Regions from separate parts of the Homo sapiens genome. Here region 2 is linked to region 1. The links are chromatin loops, found by intact Hi-C in ENCODE. Cell type or tissue: PC-3. All regions are shown on one strand.

Region 1 (8,000 bases):
TATATTGCATCCAAGAGTGGAAAAGAGGATAAACTTATGAGGCTTGGAGTAAGAAAATCAAATCTGTCCCACTGAGTTCTATGAGTCAGAACTCATTCTTTAAACCATTTCTTTAAGGTTAATTTCTTTGGAAATAGAGAAAGAAAGAAGAAAGAAAAGAAAGAAAGAGAGAGAGAGAGAAAGACAGAAAGAAAGGAAGGAAGGAGAAAGAAAGAGAAAGAAAGGAAGGAAAGGAGGGAGGGAGGAAGGGGAAAGAAAGAGGAAAGGAAGAAAGAAAGGGAAAGGAAAGGAAAAGAAAGAAGAAAGAAAGAAAATTAATAAAAATTAATTCATGTGGGATAATTAATGTTTTCTTAATAAAACTGAGGAATCACTTAGCAAATGCAGAAAGAGAGAGAGAAAGAAAGGGAGGGAGGGAGGGAAAGAAGAAAGAAAGAAGGAAGGAAGAAAGAGAAAAAGAAAGAAAAGAAAGAAAGAAAATGTATGTGGCACAGAAATATAAAATAATCTGCTTATTCTTTCACACAGGATAAATGGCAATGTTGACAAACATATTCTCACTAAGACATAGGGTAGAATCCTTTGCTGAAAATTGTCTTGGTAGGAGCAGGTACAGATATCCAGGATGAACTGGGTACAAGGAGAGCCAACAGTTACTGTGGTGAAACTTTCCAACATGATGATTTTACGGGGAGCCTCACTGTACCTTAAATTTTCCTAACTTAAAAAACCCTCTCTGCACATATTGGCTTTTTATGGAATTTATTTATAAATTTATAAACTCCATAGTTAATGGAGTAAATATAAATAAGTAGTTGGTAGCATAAGCCCAAATAATTTCAAAATTTGTATAAACTCATTGATTTATTTTAAAATACAAATTTTGTATTACAAGTAATTTTTAATAAAACAAATATAATATGAAGAAAAACCATACTCAACCAACAAACAAGCTAAGTGTTTTCTTTGAAATAGTAAAAATTAATTCATGTAGGATAATTAATGTTTTCTTAATAAAACTGAGGAATCACTTAGCAAATGCAGGATTTTAAAGGCCATTCACAGAGTTGAGACATTTCCTCACCCGACAGCTCTTTTTGGTTGCACCCCGGTTGTTTTTGCAGTTTAGCTCTATTCTCTGAGTCTGTCAGTCAAAGCGAATATGAAAGATGTTCTGGTTTGTTTTACATGTAAAAAGAGAAAAGCCAGGGGACTGACTGGATCCTATTCCATTCATCATTAATCAGATAAGGGATCTGTCTACACAGAACAAGAATTTGGGGTAATCATAGTAAAACTAATCTTTTTTCACAAATTGCAGAAAATTATACTTTCTCTTAGAACAAGGATCCAAAAATTTCTTACTTCAGGGAATTGAACTAAATGAAATAATTTGTTTTCATTAGGGCATCTTTCATCATGAATACTACTCAGATATGAAAGCAGAAATCTTAATACCCTCTTGCACACAAAGGTCCTGAAGCACATGGGAGTTAAACTTTCTAAAAGTCTTTATTAGGTAGACTTCACAAATGAGAATTACAATTAGTGGGATCAGAAAGCAAGAAATAGAAACTATTGGTCTTACAAAATTGAAACATCTTAAATCTCAAGTGAGTAGATTTGATATAGGAGGCTCCTGTCATTGACAGCGTCTTTGCTTAAGTAACTCCAAAATGTTAGTGTCCTGGAACCCATTATCTCTGTGGGCTTCTATAGTAGTAATGGGCTTATAATAAGGGCTTTTGACAGTTAACCTGGGGTAGATCTTGAATGTTTATTGGTGTAAACTAAATGAAAGAGGTACAAATCTAAACAATTTAATATAAAATGTAAGGAAATAAATCTCCCTTTTAAATAGCATTTGTGATTTTTATCTGATTACCTGTTTAATATCAATCTCCATTATTTTAATATCCAATTTTTTTATATCCAAGTTTTCAGCACAGATTCTATAATCTAGAAAGTACAAAAACCATTTTTGAAAAATGGAAAATGAGTACAACTCGATCTTGTCTTGTTGTACTCAATTCTCCCTGAGTTTTATCTTGAGACAATGCCTAAACATTGTGGCATCACATAATAATGATAAAAGCTTTGACTGAGAACCTATGAGTCAGATATTGAGTAGGACTCTCCATTCACTATCTTACTTAGTCTTCCAACAGCCCCATTAGAACATTATTATCATTGCCAAATAAATGAATCAATTTAAGAAGCCAAAGTATGGAGAAGCCAAAAGACTTCTCCAGCTCACACATGACAGTGTAGCGTAGCCCATACTCAAACCTAGACCAGGATTTTATTGAATCTCACTCTTGCTTTCCTAGAGAGCAGCCTTTCTAGCATCAGAAGAAAGCTTATGTTTGATGTGTGAGGACCAATTTTGCTACCAGTCATGCAAGAGTATTCAGAGTGGGCAAACCGGACATTCAGTCTTAGAAATTCATTGACTTCACACACAAATTAATTAAATTATTTCATTATAAAACAGTTTTCATTTGTTTTAAATATTATAAATTCTCATAAATTATGATAGTTTAAAGGAGACTTTGGCATCTGGAACACATAGCCCAAAATTATAAATTCCTATTAAAGGTAGAGATTTGAGTTATCTTATTATAATCTGTACCTGAAGTAGTCTGTGAAATATAAGAGTATTATTATTGTTATTGTTAACATATTGTAATTAAATAATAATGATTACAAAAAGCCATCATAATTATTATTTTATATATGAGAGCATGTATTATACACTAGAGCAGACACAATTACAAATTTCATTTTAGCTAAAGTATACATAAGTGTATTAAAGTATATATAAGTGTATAGCCATTTTCATGAAACAATAGTTTCTGCTTCTAGTTAAGATGTGTTTAAAGAATGACTACGAAATGGGAATTGGAGAGCAAATTTGTTTATTCAGATACTATGTATAGACCCTAGGTTGTAGGGAATGTCAGATTGATTTCCATATCACATGACTAACCAAGTCTAAATAACTAACACACAGCTAAAAAAAACTAAGCCTCCTACTTCAAATCCCCATTATATCCTAAACATCATGCTGCACTTGCAAATGGTGGGCATATTGGCTTGAGTACCATGGTATGGTTAAGGCTTACAAGGAGCTCTGTCTCCACAACATCAGAGAGGTAGCTCTGAGCACCGCAGAGGGTGATGCTGCAGTGGCTGGCCCTTCCTGCGATGTCCTGGCCTGGTCCCAAGACACAGAAGCAGGTCTGAACATCATCAGAACCACTCCTCTTGACGACAATTCAAGGGAAGTAATTTCCCCCTGAGTGGAAATAACAATAACTGCTGTTCTATTTACTCAAGGTTCTGCTGGTGAAATTGCTATCTTGGCCTCTTCCAGGTCAGAAGACTGTTAACTGTCTCTGAATCACGAAATTCTTTTTTAAAACCTCCATTCCATTCTTCAAATGTAGACACATTTTAGTTTTTGCTAAACATTATAAATCCATTTATAGCAATTGTGGTATTGTGGTTTTGAGGAGAGAGACACTCAACCTGGAAGAACAGTTATTCCAAGTGCATGACTGACTTGTTAACAGACTTAGCGTTCTAGTGTCATAAATGTACATGATTTCAGTAAGGTTAAGCCTTTCCTAAATGCTCTTTTAATGGCTTAGCACAGAAAACATTGACCTAAAGAGTCAGAGCTTATGCACTTCCTTCATTATGGGTGTTTAGGGTGACTTTTTAAATGGGGGTAACAATATATTTATATAATATTACTGAGCAAATAAACTCATTTCCTGGGAATGTGTGCATCTCGCAAGTTCCTGCCACTGAGCCCACACAGGGCACAACTCATAATGAATTTATCTACATTAAAGAAAGGATAAAGATCGGGAAAAATTTGTTCTCCGTTTACATACACGCTTAATAGAATCTACGGCTGCCTCTTGAAATACACATTTTAATACCGAAGGAGCATCCCACAAAACATCTACAGGAACATGAAACCTATGTTAGGAAGCAAAATTTGGCTGGACATGCTAAAGTGCCTAAATGTAGGGCTATGTGCAGACAGAAGAAAAACAACAATATATTATTGCTCTCTCAGCCCAAACAGAATATGCTCTACCTTATTTTCATGTTGATTTTGGCATGAACCGCAATATTCCCAAGTCATTTTGAAAGACAGTAATAGGAGAATTTGTGTTGACATTAGACCAGATAAAAAGTAAGGATAAAAAGCAGTAGCCAGAACTAATGTTTACTCTTGGCTATCGAAGCTTTGCTAATCTCAGCTAGCAACAGGCAATTCGCCTCGGAAACACATACTCTCTCTTAGTAAGTGGCAGAAGCTGGACAAATCTAGGGAAAGCAATAGGACACGTGAAGTGTTAACACAACTCCACACCGCGACATTTTAAGGAAGAGTGCAAATAAGTCCTATTGGGCAGTTCCTTCTTCAGCTTCTGGGATACCTGCAGTGTAGAATCTGCCCAGCCTTTGGAACAAGCTTTGGGAAGTAAAACACTTTTAAGGAATGTTTTTCCGGCTGGGCACGGTGGCTCACTCCTGTAATCTCAGCACTTTGGGAGGCCGAGGTGGGTGGATCACCTGAGGTCAGAAGTTCGAGACCAGCCTTGCCAACATGGTGAAAAACTGTCTCTACTAAAAATACAAAAAATTAGCAAGGTGTGGTGGCGGGAGCCTGCAATCCCAGCTACTGGGGAGGCTGAGGCAGGAGAATCGCTTGAACCTGAGAGGCGGAAGTTGCACTGAGTCGAGGTTGCACCATTGCACTCCAGCCTGGGCAACAAGAGTGAAACTCCATCTCGAGAAAAAAAAAAAAAAGAATGTTTTCCAAGGGAATCAACAAATGTGGCTTTAAGAGTAGAATTTTCTCCAAGCTGAGACTATGCTGTCTAAATTAGTTTCTTTGGTTGCTATTCAGAGATCTAAATTCAGGAGCCTAATGACATCTAGATTTTTCTTAGTAATTCAGAAGCCCTAAAGATAATATCAAGAATAAATAGGCATAATCACACATAGCTATGTCTACAACATCCCAGTCTAAATATATCAATGTATTGTACTGACAGTACCTAAAGGAAACTGCCAATTGCCTCCAAAACTCACCCAGACAGACATTGTTTCAAGTGACCTGGCTTTATGAGGATGTGGTCGGCTGAATAGCAGTATAATTGCACTGAGGTAATCATGGCCGATCCAAGAAACATTGCTATTCCCAGTGAAATTTCCATTGTCTGTCAATGTATGTGAAAAATAGAAACAATTATAGCAAGTTTTCTTAAAACTATATTTGTTCAATGTAATAAACAATTTTTAAATTTGAGATTATGCTATTCTATTTCTTGTATTAAAAAATCCTCTTCTTTAAAAAAAGATGGTTTGAAAAAGTTTTTATTGGTTTGCATTTTACATCTTTATTTGGCAAAATAATGATGTCTTATTTGACAATCTTGTGTCAGTTCTATTTTTATCTTTATAGTTTATTGGTTGATAAAATTTAAAAGCTCAGAAACTATTTCAAATGGTAGCTCTAATGACAAAAATTTGGCCTTTCACACTTTCCAAATTAAGCACAGGAAACAGTTTACAGAGCAGAAGAATGAACCTTTGTAAACTAGAGAGTTGCATACATATGTGTAAGAAAGTTTTGAAAAGTAAGCACTGTGCACATTAAAATAGTGAGATGACATTTTCCTTGTAAAAAAAAATTGGTAAAATTAAAAAGGAATAATAACACTGGTGCCAAAGTGGGTGAGAGGAACAGGGAGAGGAATAGGGATTCTCACACACCACAGATGGCAATAAAAACTGGAATGAGCGTACCAAACTTCTGTTTGTTATTGGTTATCAAGACATGTAATTCTGCAGTAGCTCCATAGATGTCTATAGGTAGGAACTGATTTCAAATAATTGTTATGGATATATCCAGTGACTGAGCTACTAAGAAGTTCTACTCAGAACTGTTCATATTATTAAAAAGATCAGAAAATATCCCAGTGTACTGCAACAGAGACCTACTTTAAAAAGTATGGTGTCCCTAAAATGGAATATTACACAGCATTAATATAATACAAAAATGTGTAATAATTTTGAAAAACTCTTACAATGTATTGTTAAATTTAAAAAATCATCATCAAAGCATTGAGTATAGTATGATCTATGAATAGATACGAAGAGAGAGAGGGAGATAGAAAGAGAGAGAGAGAAAGCTGAAAGTATATATTGCAAGATTGACAGCCAGGAGGTTAGACTAAAGCTTTTTTTTTTCCTACTTTTTTGTTGAGGAGTGCTATGGGTTGAATTGTGTCCCCAAAACAGATATGTTGAAGTCATAATCCCAAATATCTCAGAATGTGAGCTTATTTGGAAATAGGGTCATTAAGATGACATCATATTAGTGTAGGGAGGGCCCTTAGTCCAATATGACTGTTGTCCTTATTAAAAAAAAAAAGATGCGAAGACAGAAATATAAAGAAAAAAACCATGTGACAACAGAGGCATAGATTGGAGTGACACAGTTGCAAGCCGAGGGACGTCAAGGAACAATGGTCACCAACAGAAGTTAAGGAGAAGCATGGAAGGGTTTCAGAGGAAGCATGGCTGCTGGCTGCTTGATTTTGGACTCCAGCCTCCAACACTGAGAGAATAAATTGGTGTTGTTTTAAGCCACTCAGTTGGTGGTACTTTGTCACAGATGCCCTAGGAAACTAATGCAATGGCTTGCACATTTAGAAAAAACACAAAGGCACTATTTGATGAATTAGTGAAAAGGAGGGACCCATGTGACTACCACTGGAAGCCTCCCTTGTGACTCCTCCAAGCCCCCACATCTTCTTGCTTTCCCAAAGGTAATGACAATTACGGCTCCTTAGTTGTGTTTGTTAAAAAAACAGAAGAATTTCTTGACTTGAATCATATAGTATACACCTTTGTGTATGGCTTCTTTCACCCAATGTTATGCATCCATTTATTTCTGATGGATATTTAGGGCATTTGCAGTCTAGTGTTATTTTAAATAATTCTGAGTGTGAGTGGCTCTATGCCTTCTGAGGAGCTTAATCGGAAATGGCCAGCAGAGCCTGGCCTGGCCCTGGTAGGAAAACAAAAAAGGAAAGAAGAAGGTGCTGGCAGAGTTTTTGGATGCTTTCACAGAGGAAACCTTGACAACATAGGTGGCTGAGGCTCGGAGCTGCAGGACATCATTCAATCATGGTAACCAGGAGCTGCAAGGGAGGGGCCTCCATGCAGGGGTCTGGCGGCCTCTGAATATGTCCTGGGACTCCAGTCGAGCCCTTGGCAGCGGAGCTTCCAGAAAAGAGGCTTTTGGAGGGCCACCTCCGACCTTCCTACCTCAGCAGCTGCTCCCTTTCATTCCAAAGTCAGTTTGAGTTTAGAAACCGAAGAAGAGGAAGAAATGTAGGCTGGAGAGTTTCGGGAAGTAGAGGACCAGCAAGTTGATAGTTGAATTCTGGAATCAGAGATTGCTGAGTTAGATTCCACCACACTGTTTGTGCGTTGTTGGGCTGTGGATCTGTTTTAAACATCAGTTCCTTCTTAAGTTTAGGTTGGTGCAAAAGTTATTGCAGTTTTTGCCATTAATGACAGAAACCGCAATAACTTTTGCACCAACCTAATAAAATGGGATAGTTAATAGTATTTACCTTGGAAAGATGCTGTGTGGGATTAATAAGCTAATGCTAATAGGCATCAACAGATATTTCCCTAAGTAAGGACCAATAAATCTTAGGATTAAAAAAAAATTATATCAGAAACTTTCTTGTGCATATCTTTGGGTGCACATATGGATGCATTTCTATTGGTTATTCAATTGGGAATTGAATTAAACAGAATTCTCTGTTCTTATCCATTGTTTTATTTATCCCTGCACCAACACAACATATGCTAAATACTGTAGTTTAAATATTAGTCTGTGTATCTTGTAGAACAACGCTCTGTTTCTCAACAGTGACTCAGCAGTTTTTTGCCATTTC
Region 2 (8,000 bases), 110 kb before region 1:
TAAACTCTACAAAAATTTATAGACATGCCACAATAGTAAAGTTTTTTAAGTCCCACTGGTCTGGGCATGCTAACAGGGCCACACAAATTAAAGAAGTTATTTAATCTTGAATCTCAACAGTGAAAAGAACTGTAGTGTTTGAAAAACATCTTAACATTTTGGAGACAGCACACAACACAACTGTTGTTGTGCATAATACTTGCATAATCATTTACTGGATAATTTAAAAGGCTATTAGTCTTGAGTGGGTCCTAGGGCAACACAGGACCTTAGTAGGTTCCAACCGGGTACAAGCATCATTGCTGTCCCATTTTCCCAAATGCCATCAATGGTACATGGTGTTGGAGGTACTGGCAGTAGATGAAGGTGCCATGCAAGTCTCTAGCCAACTACAATAAAAGAGTCACATCACAAATTCCTAGGATTCTGAAGCAAGGCCATGCTCTTCTCCGGAGAAAACTAGTCATCCTTCGAAAAGCAAGTGTTGGCATGCCTTTGGGGCCTAGTGGAGTCTGAGGGTGACCCCACTCCCATGGCAGTTCTCTGCCTGGGACCCTAGGCTCTCCAGGGCATCCTTTAAAATGTAGGTGAAGGCAGTCATACCCTCATAGCTTTCCTGGGCACAATGCACTTTTCACTGGGGCCTACCAGAGTCACACTTGGGCAGCCAAGGAGTGTGGCAACAGAATTTGGGGAGCAGAGCCAGTAATGTGAGGTTGTACTGGGCAGTGGTGCCCCCATTCTGTCCTCCACGCCCTTGTATTATGCATTTGTGATGGGAAGGGTAGCCCCAAATGATCTCCAAAATGCCTTTGGGGCTATTTTCCATTTCTTGCACAGTAGGTCCTGGCTTCTGTTTAGATGGCTGACCATTGTCTTGATGAATAGCACCTGGCTTCCAGTGAGTTGGCTGATCCATACTAATCTCCCTATCAGAAGATTAGCTGGTCACGCCCTTGTTCTCTCATCAACAGGCTTTCTGATTTTTTCCAATATAGATAGTCACAGAATTTTCTAAATTTTTAAGATCTCTTTCTCTTTTGATTAACAGTTTCCAAGTCTCTAAATAATTTTACTCTTTTTGCATTGTAATGTAAGCTTTCAACAGGCCATACCATCAATACTTTGCTTAGAAATTTTCTCAAATATCCAATTTGATTGCTCAAAAGTTCTACCCCACCCAGACACTAGAATACAAACACAATTCAGCCCAATTCCTTGCTACTTTGTAACAAGGATGGCCTTTTCTCCAGTTTCAATAACTTGTTTCTCATTTTGATCTGAGACATTTCAGAATTGCCTTTACTGTCCCTATTTCTACCAGCATTCTGCTCATGAACACTTGGGTATTTTCTAAGAAGATAGGGACTTTTTCTACCTCTCTCCTCTTCTTCTTCTGAGCCCTGACCAGAATTGTCCTTTACAGTCCATTCACATCAATGTAGCCATTTTCTAGCATACACCTTAAACCTCTTCTCGCCTCCACCCATTTTACCCAGTTCCACCACCACTACCACATTGTTAGGTATTTGTTACAGCAGTGCCCCTGTTTCTCAGTACCAATTTCTGTCTTAGTCCATTTGGGCTGCTATAGCAAACTGCCATACTCTTGGTTCCTGAAGTTAGCATATTTCTCAACTAAATCTTTACCTTTATAAGCATCATCTTACAAACATTTTCTTGTTGGTGTTTGGTGCAGTGGACCATCTGCACCACTTACAAACCCAGTAATCTACAGACATGACACTGTAAAGAGAGGAAATTCATTACATAAGCTTTGCTTTCTCAGAAAATGAAAATCCTTTGGTTTGTCAGAAAAGACAGACACAGCATGGGCAGAAACCAAGATGTATAGAAACATCCCATCATTAAGTTAATTTTCCCAAAATATTAGCTTGTATTTAATGTTACAGAGGCACATTTTCAGTAAAATCATGTTCAATAATTGTATCCACTCAACAGGTATTTAATGAGTGCATGTTCTGTACCAGGCTCATGAAGTTTGTTTTTAAATGATTTATTTGTCTTGCCTGTTTTCATAAGCTATTTGAGGTGACTTTCTCAAGATGGTTTTTCTAGCCATACAATTTGTCATGATTTTATAGAATGTACACAACTAACTAAGTCTATTGGTGGCTCTATTTCTTTCAAAGGGCTTTGCTCTCCAGGGATGTAGTATATGTTGATTGTTTTGGTTAACAAGTTAAGAAAATAATCTTGCTCTCAAATAAACCAATATTTGTTGAGGTTCTTAGTTTTATATTATACACTGAAAATAAGTATTCCTTTATACACTGTGAAAATAAACAACAAAAATAAAAGATGTTGTCCTACTCCTGTTGTAACTTCTTGCTAAGGAAGACACAAATAAACAGAGAACAAATTCCTGCCCATGGGGACATTATATTCTCAGGCAACAAGACAGCTGTGGAAAACAACTAAAAAACAATGTGAATCCTTTAGAGCAACACTTTTCAGATTTTAAAGTTTATAGAGACACCTTGGGATCTTGCTAAAATGCAGATTCAAGTTCAGTAGAGTTTCAGATTGGATGCTGAGCTTCTGTATTTGCAACAAGTTTCCAGGTGATACTGGATGCTGCTGGTCTCTGCACCCCATTTTGAATAGCAAGAAGACCACAAGGTCTGAACTAGACTCTGGCACCAGCCAGTTGAGCTAGTCACTTTCTCTCCCTAGATTTAGTCTATTATATGCAGAAGAGTTTAAGGAAATAAACAAGTCTGTGATGTTTCTTGCAACTCTACCACTTTGATCCTCCATGAGTTTATATTGGTGCACAGGCAGTTCCTGATTTATGATAGTTTAACTTACTACTTTTTAACTTACGGGTGGTATTGGGATATAACCCTATTATAAGTTGAGGAGCTCCTTACAACTTACAATGGGGTTACGATTTCTACTAAATGTATTATTGCTTTCACACTATCCTAAAGTCAAAAAAATAATAAATTGAATCATTGTTAAGTCAGGGACCATCTGCTGTGTTGTCTGCTTTAAATGCATTTTCAAGTTATAGTATAAGGAGCTTATCAGGATGTAATCCTATCATAAGTTGAGAATCATCTATAGTTTTTCCCTTTTCTCTCTTAACACTTATTTCCTCATTCAAAATTTAGACCAATCCTGATTGAAATCTGTGATAGGAAAAAATGCAGATGAGAAAGTGAGCTATTCTGTTTCCTAAATCAGTGGCTCTCCTCCTTACACAATTTATCCAATAATTTAAGTAATTATTAGATTATTGCATAAAATTCTTCCTTTTCAAATAATTCCTGTATTTTACATAAATTGTCTTTTAAGTTTTCTGCTTTAATATTCCATTCCTCTACTCCATTCAGCTCTTTACCATCAGAATGTAAGTTTGAATGTTTTTATCTGCCATGAAGTTCTCTAATGTCTTATTCTTGTTTTTTAAAGGAAATATCCTCCCACAAAGTGCCTAAAAATCTGCATTTTTAAACTGAAAGGAAAACATTTTAAATTTAATATTTTACTAGAAATAATTGCTCACATCATATATCTTATGTTAAGAATGACTGGCGATGGAGGCAGGAACATTTAAGATTCTCACGAAGATTTTCCCTTCAATGTCCCCTACTGTAGTGCTTCCCCTCAGGCCCTATCTGACTGCCATTGCAGTGAGCAACTGTGGATTGAGAATATATTGAGCCACACACTGAGGATATATTAAGCACATATTGAGAATTACTGAGCGAAAGAAAGCATGGTCAGACAAACTTTGAAACAAAGGAGGAGTTGCCAATTTCTGAACAGAGTTAAGTTATCATTATGAAATTGCATTTCCCATTTGTTTAGACAAATAAAACAGCTGGGTTGGACATCTTAAGGTTGCCTAATGAGAAAATAAGGGCTTTTTGTAAAGAATTGATATTTCTAAAGTATTAAAAGACCTGCTGCTTAAGACTTTTAGAGTTTTTTTCTGCAAAAGGCTATACATAGAGGTTTTATTATCTCCAAGAGCCACACTTCCATTGATACCAGAAAATGAGTGTTCTTTGAATTTTCTACCAGCAAAATCAATGTACTTTTCTTTCTCAGAATCTGTGTAGAAAGTAGCACTCTTTAAAATAAAAAAAATACTGTCTACATAAAGAAGTATAAATAAATAATATTGGAAGCTGTTTATGGGAAATACCAAGTGGCTATCAGTTAATATACCTAATTTAGGGAATTCATCCCTCTCTTGGGTCTGGTCTTTAACATTGTAAAATCAGACACATAAATATCAATACTCAAGGTAGATTTGCCTTTCTAGAGCACAGTTCCATTTTCAAAGCTTACAGGTACACAGGAATATAATTAGGAAAGTAAAAGAAAGAAAGGAAGATGAAGAGAGAAAGAAAGAGGGAGGAAAGAAGGAAGGAAGGAAGGAGGGAGGGAAGGAGGGAAGGAAGGAGGGAGGGAAGGAGGGAAGGAAGGAGGGAAGGAAGGAAGGAACTTGCTTAGGAATAATTAATACACTTTCTCCCTCAAAAAAAAACCATCTGGAAAATATCTCATGACTAGAAAGTTACTCAGTAAGCAGGGAATCAGAACAAGGGTAATTAAAAAATTATTTAAATATTTACTATCTTGTGCTTTGATATTTTGATGGATAAATCCATCATCATAGTATTAGGGAGGGACCAACAAGGGCAACAAAAACCACTCAGTGTTTGAACAGACGTAATTTAATCCATGATTACACAGCTAGTGGAAAGACTGACTAACCAGCAGGCAATGTTAGCAATAGTAGGAAGTTATAACCTTCCCTAGGCTAGAGACAGACAAAAGGAAAAGGCCAGATTATAGAACCTGATGAGTCAGCCAGCCATGAGTGCAACTATAGTGAGTCTATCCAGTGGGAGCTAGAGCCATGGAGGAGCAATCACTTCCTGAGATATGATCCAAGGAGGAAAGGGAAGGGAAAAATACACTGATTTCTCTCTTATTCTCACCTTCCAATCTCCTGACAATGCATGTCATCTACTGAACCCACCCACAAATCAGCTCTTGAATTGATTTTCAAGCCATTTTTTTCTTTACTCTTTGGAAGTTATTCACTGCCTATTCTTTTGGCAATTTCTCTAGAAATTTTAATATGCAAACTTATCAAAATCTAAAATTAATTAATATCTTCATATTTTCCCCAAACAATGTGATTATGTTCACCCTTCTTACTTTTTATGTAATTTTAGATATTTTAAATCCCATATAACATTGTCATTATTTTATACATTATTATTTATTACATTATCATTATTATTTTACTATTTATGTAGTAATAATTGTCATAACATACACACTATATTCCCAGTACTTTACTAAGTACTTTACTGTTTCATATCATTCTTATGATTACCCATGAGAGAGGTGACTTTATTATCACCACTGTACAAATGAGAAAACAAAGGCATATTGAGGTTTATTAATTTGCCCATGGTCATACCAACTAAATGATAGTCATATTTTCAATTCAGGTTGTTGGCTTCAGAGTCCAATCCCCTAATCACTCTGTAGAGTTTCTGCCTATGAATGTTTTCTTACATTTTCCCCACATATTTGCAAATTTCAAGCTTTAGCATCTAACATCTCAGCCCATCTATCTAAAAGCATTTTTTCCACCTAAATACCTTACTGTAGATTTGCTGGTGACAACCTTAGGTTTTGGTTGTATGAAGTGGTCTATATATTTCCTTCATTTTTGAGAAAGATTATTTTTGTTGGCTGTACTATTCTAGGTTGACAAGTATCTCCGTTCAGCATATTGAAGATATTATACCATGTATAAGTTTTCATTATTTTCATAAGGATGTCAGCTGTCATTCTAATTATGGCTCCTTTGTCAGAATTTCTCTTTGGCTGCTCTAAATGTCTGGCCTTTGTCTTTGATAGATTGTAATCTGACTATCACATGTTGTTGGATTCATTTTTTATTTTTATTTAAAAATCAAGTCTTTTTGAATCTGCATTTGGTGTCTTTCAAGTTCTTGAAAGTTCTCAGCCATTATACCTTTAGCTAATACCTCTGTCCTAGTCTCTCTCTCCTCCCCATCCAAAATATTAAGACTTAACTCTCCCATAGCTTTAAGATTTGTATCACACTTTCCATTTCTTTTATTACTTTGAAATGAATTTTGGATATTTTCTCCAGTTTTTAGTTTGGATTAATAAAATTCTAAACTTCAAGTTTTTTTTTTTTAATTTTAGGATTTCTTTTGATTCTTCTCCCAATCTTCTTGTGCCTTATGATTATTTAAACTTTTTTTTCTACTTTTATAAAATGTTTATAATTCCCATTAATGAGGACTTTGCAGGCCAGGTTTTGCTGTTTGTTATTTCTTCCAGTGTTGCTTATGGTGCTTTGTTTCTTTATATGTTTCTGTGATTTTATTTTCCTATGAGGTGCTCACTTTGCCTTGACATTTTACATGTTGAAAACTTTGAGGTCTGGAGTGTTTTTTCTCCAGAACAGATTTAGTTTGCTTCTGCTAGGACAGTCCAGAAACAGTAAGTAAAATTTACAGTTTTAGTTTGTGTGTGTGTCTCAGATAGTGTGACTTCAGCCTGGCATCTGTGAAGATAGGCGTATTTTTACATGTTTTCAAGGGGATATATTTTCCCTTCCCAACAGGAAAACTATGACATTGCAGGCCTTTTCCTTGAAGTTCTTTGTGGTTAATTGGGGTTATTTCTAGTTCCCCCTTATTCTCAGATTATGGCTTTTTTGGAATCCAGTAATTAGTAGGGTAGGAAGACTGTTATGACTTCTACGCATAAAACTTTGCAAAGTATATGAAAACTAGTGTTTAGATTCACTTGGTTTAGAAAAAAATTCATTTCACAGACTTACCATGTACCCACTGTTACCTAAGCTGTAACCTTAGTATTTTTTACTTTCTTGCCAACATATGGATAAACTAAGAAGATATATTTCATACTTAAAACAGAAAATTTTGTTGTTTAACTAGGATGATTAGTCTACCAATATATTCCACCAAATAGACGAAAAAGGATAAGAATCATATTCTCCTCAGGTGATATCAGTTGCATTATACCCAAAGGAGCTGTGAGCCCATCTGTGCCTCAAAAAAAGTATCCATTTCTATTTATTTTATAATTCACTCATCATGAATTGACTTTTAGAGTTTCTCAAATAATTGCCATTTTCCTTTATTTTCAATTTTTTGGGAGAACTTTTTATTTCTCCATTTTTTTTTTCATTTCCCGATTTGCTCATCTTCAAGAAACTCAGCCACAAACTACCTATTCTCAAAACAATTAGACAAAATCTATATGCAAAAACATATCTTAGAGTCATATTTTTAACAGACAGATAATTTGACTTCTTATTTTCCTGTTTGGATGCTTTTTATTTCTTTCTCTTGACTGATTGTTCTGCCTTAGACTTACAGTACTTTGTGGAATAGGAGCAGTGAGAGTGGGCATCCTTGTGCCATTCCTGTTCTTAAGGAGAATGCTTCCAGCTTTTTCCCATTCACTGTGATGTTGGCTGTAAGTCTGTGATACATGGGTCTCACTATTTTGAGACATGTTCCTTTGATGCCTAGTTTGTTGAAGGTTTTTATCATGAAGAGATGTTGGGTTTTATGAAAAGATTTTTTTTGTGTCTAGTGAGGTGATCGTATGTTTTTTGTTTTGAATTCTGTTTAGGTGGTGAATCACATTTATTGATTTGCATATGTTGAAACAATCTTGCATCCCAGGAATGAAGCCTACTTGATCATGGCGAATTAACTTTTTGATGTGCCGCTGAATTCAGTTTGCTAATATTTTGTTGAGGATTTTTGCATCCAGTTCCTCAGGGATGTTGGCCTGTTGTTTTCTTTTTTTTGTTGTGCCTTTGCAAGATTTTGGTATCAGGGTTACGTTGGCTTCAGAGAATGAGTTAGGGAGGAGTTCCTCTGTGATTTTTTAAAATAGTTTCAGTAGGACTGGTACCAGTTCTTCTTTGTACA

The links. Peaks named below come from ENCODE experiments on the same cell type or tissue, not always from the same donor. Only the 100,000 strongest peaks of a DNase experiment are listed, where the experiment ranks them.
Region 2: a loop joins it to region 1, with 6 times the contacts of the local background. A loop is called at or near these places in 2 of 110 quality-filtered maps.

What each region holds. Positions count from the first base shown.
Region 1 is chr4:176,879,544-176,887,543 of GRCh38, reverse strand. It overlaps LINC02509 (long intergenic non-protein coding RNA 2509), which reads right to left. Exons shown (of 2, transcript NR_149104.1): 2 at 6,944-7,477. Among named protein-coding and RNA genes, the nearest start is that of LINC02509, 7.8 kb to the right of the region's middle. In PC-3, no CTCF peak of the experiment used is centred here; DNase peaks (open chromatin) are centred at 3,323 and 3,683; H3K4me3 peaks cover 1,695 bases; H3K27ac peaks cover 4,692 bases.
Region 2 is chr4:176,985,222-176,993,221 of GRCh38, reverse strand. No RefSeq gene overlaps it. Among named protein-coding and RNA genes, the nearest start is that of LINC02509, 110 kb to the right of the region's middle. In PC-3, no CTCF peak of the experiment used is centred here; a DNase peak (open chromatin) is centred at 4,791; H3K27ac peaks cover 2,530 bases.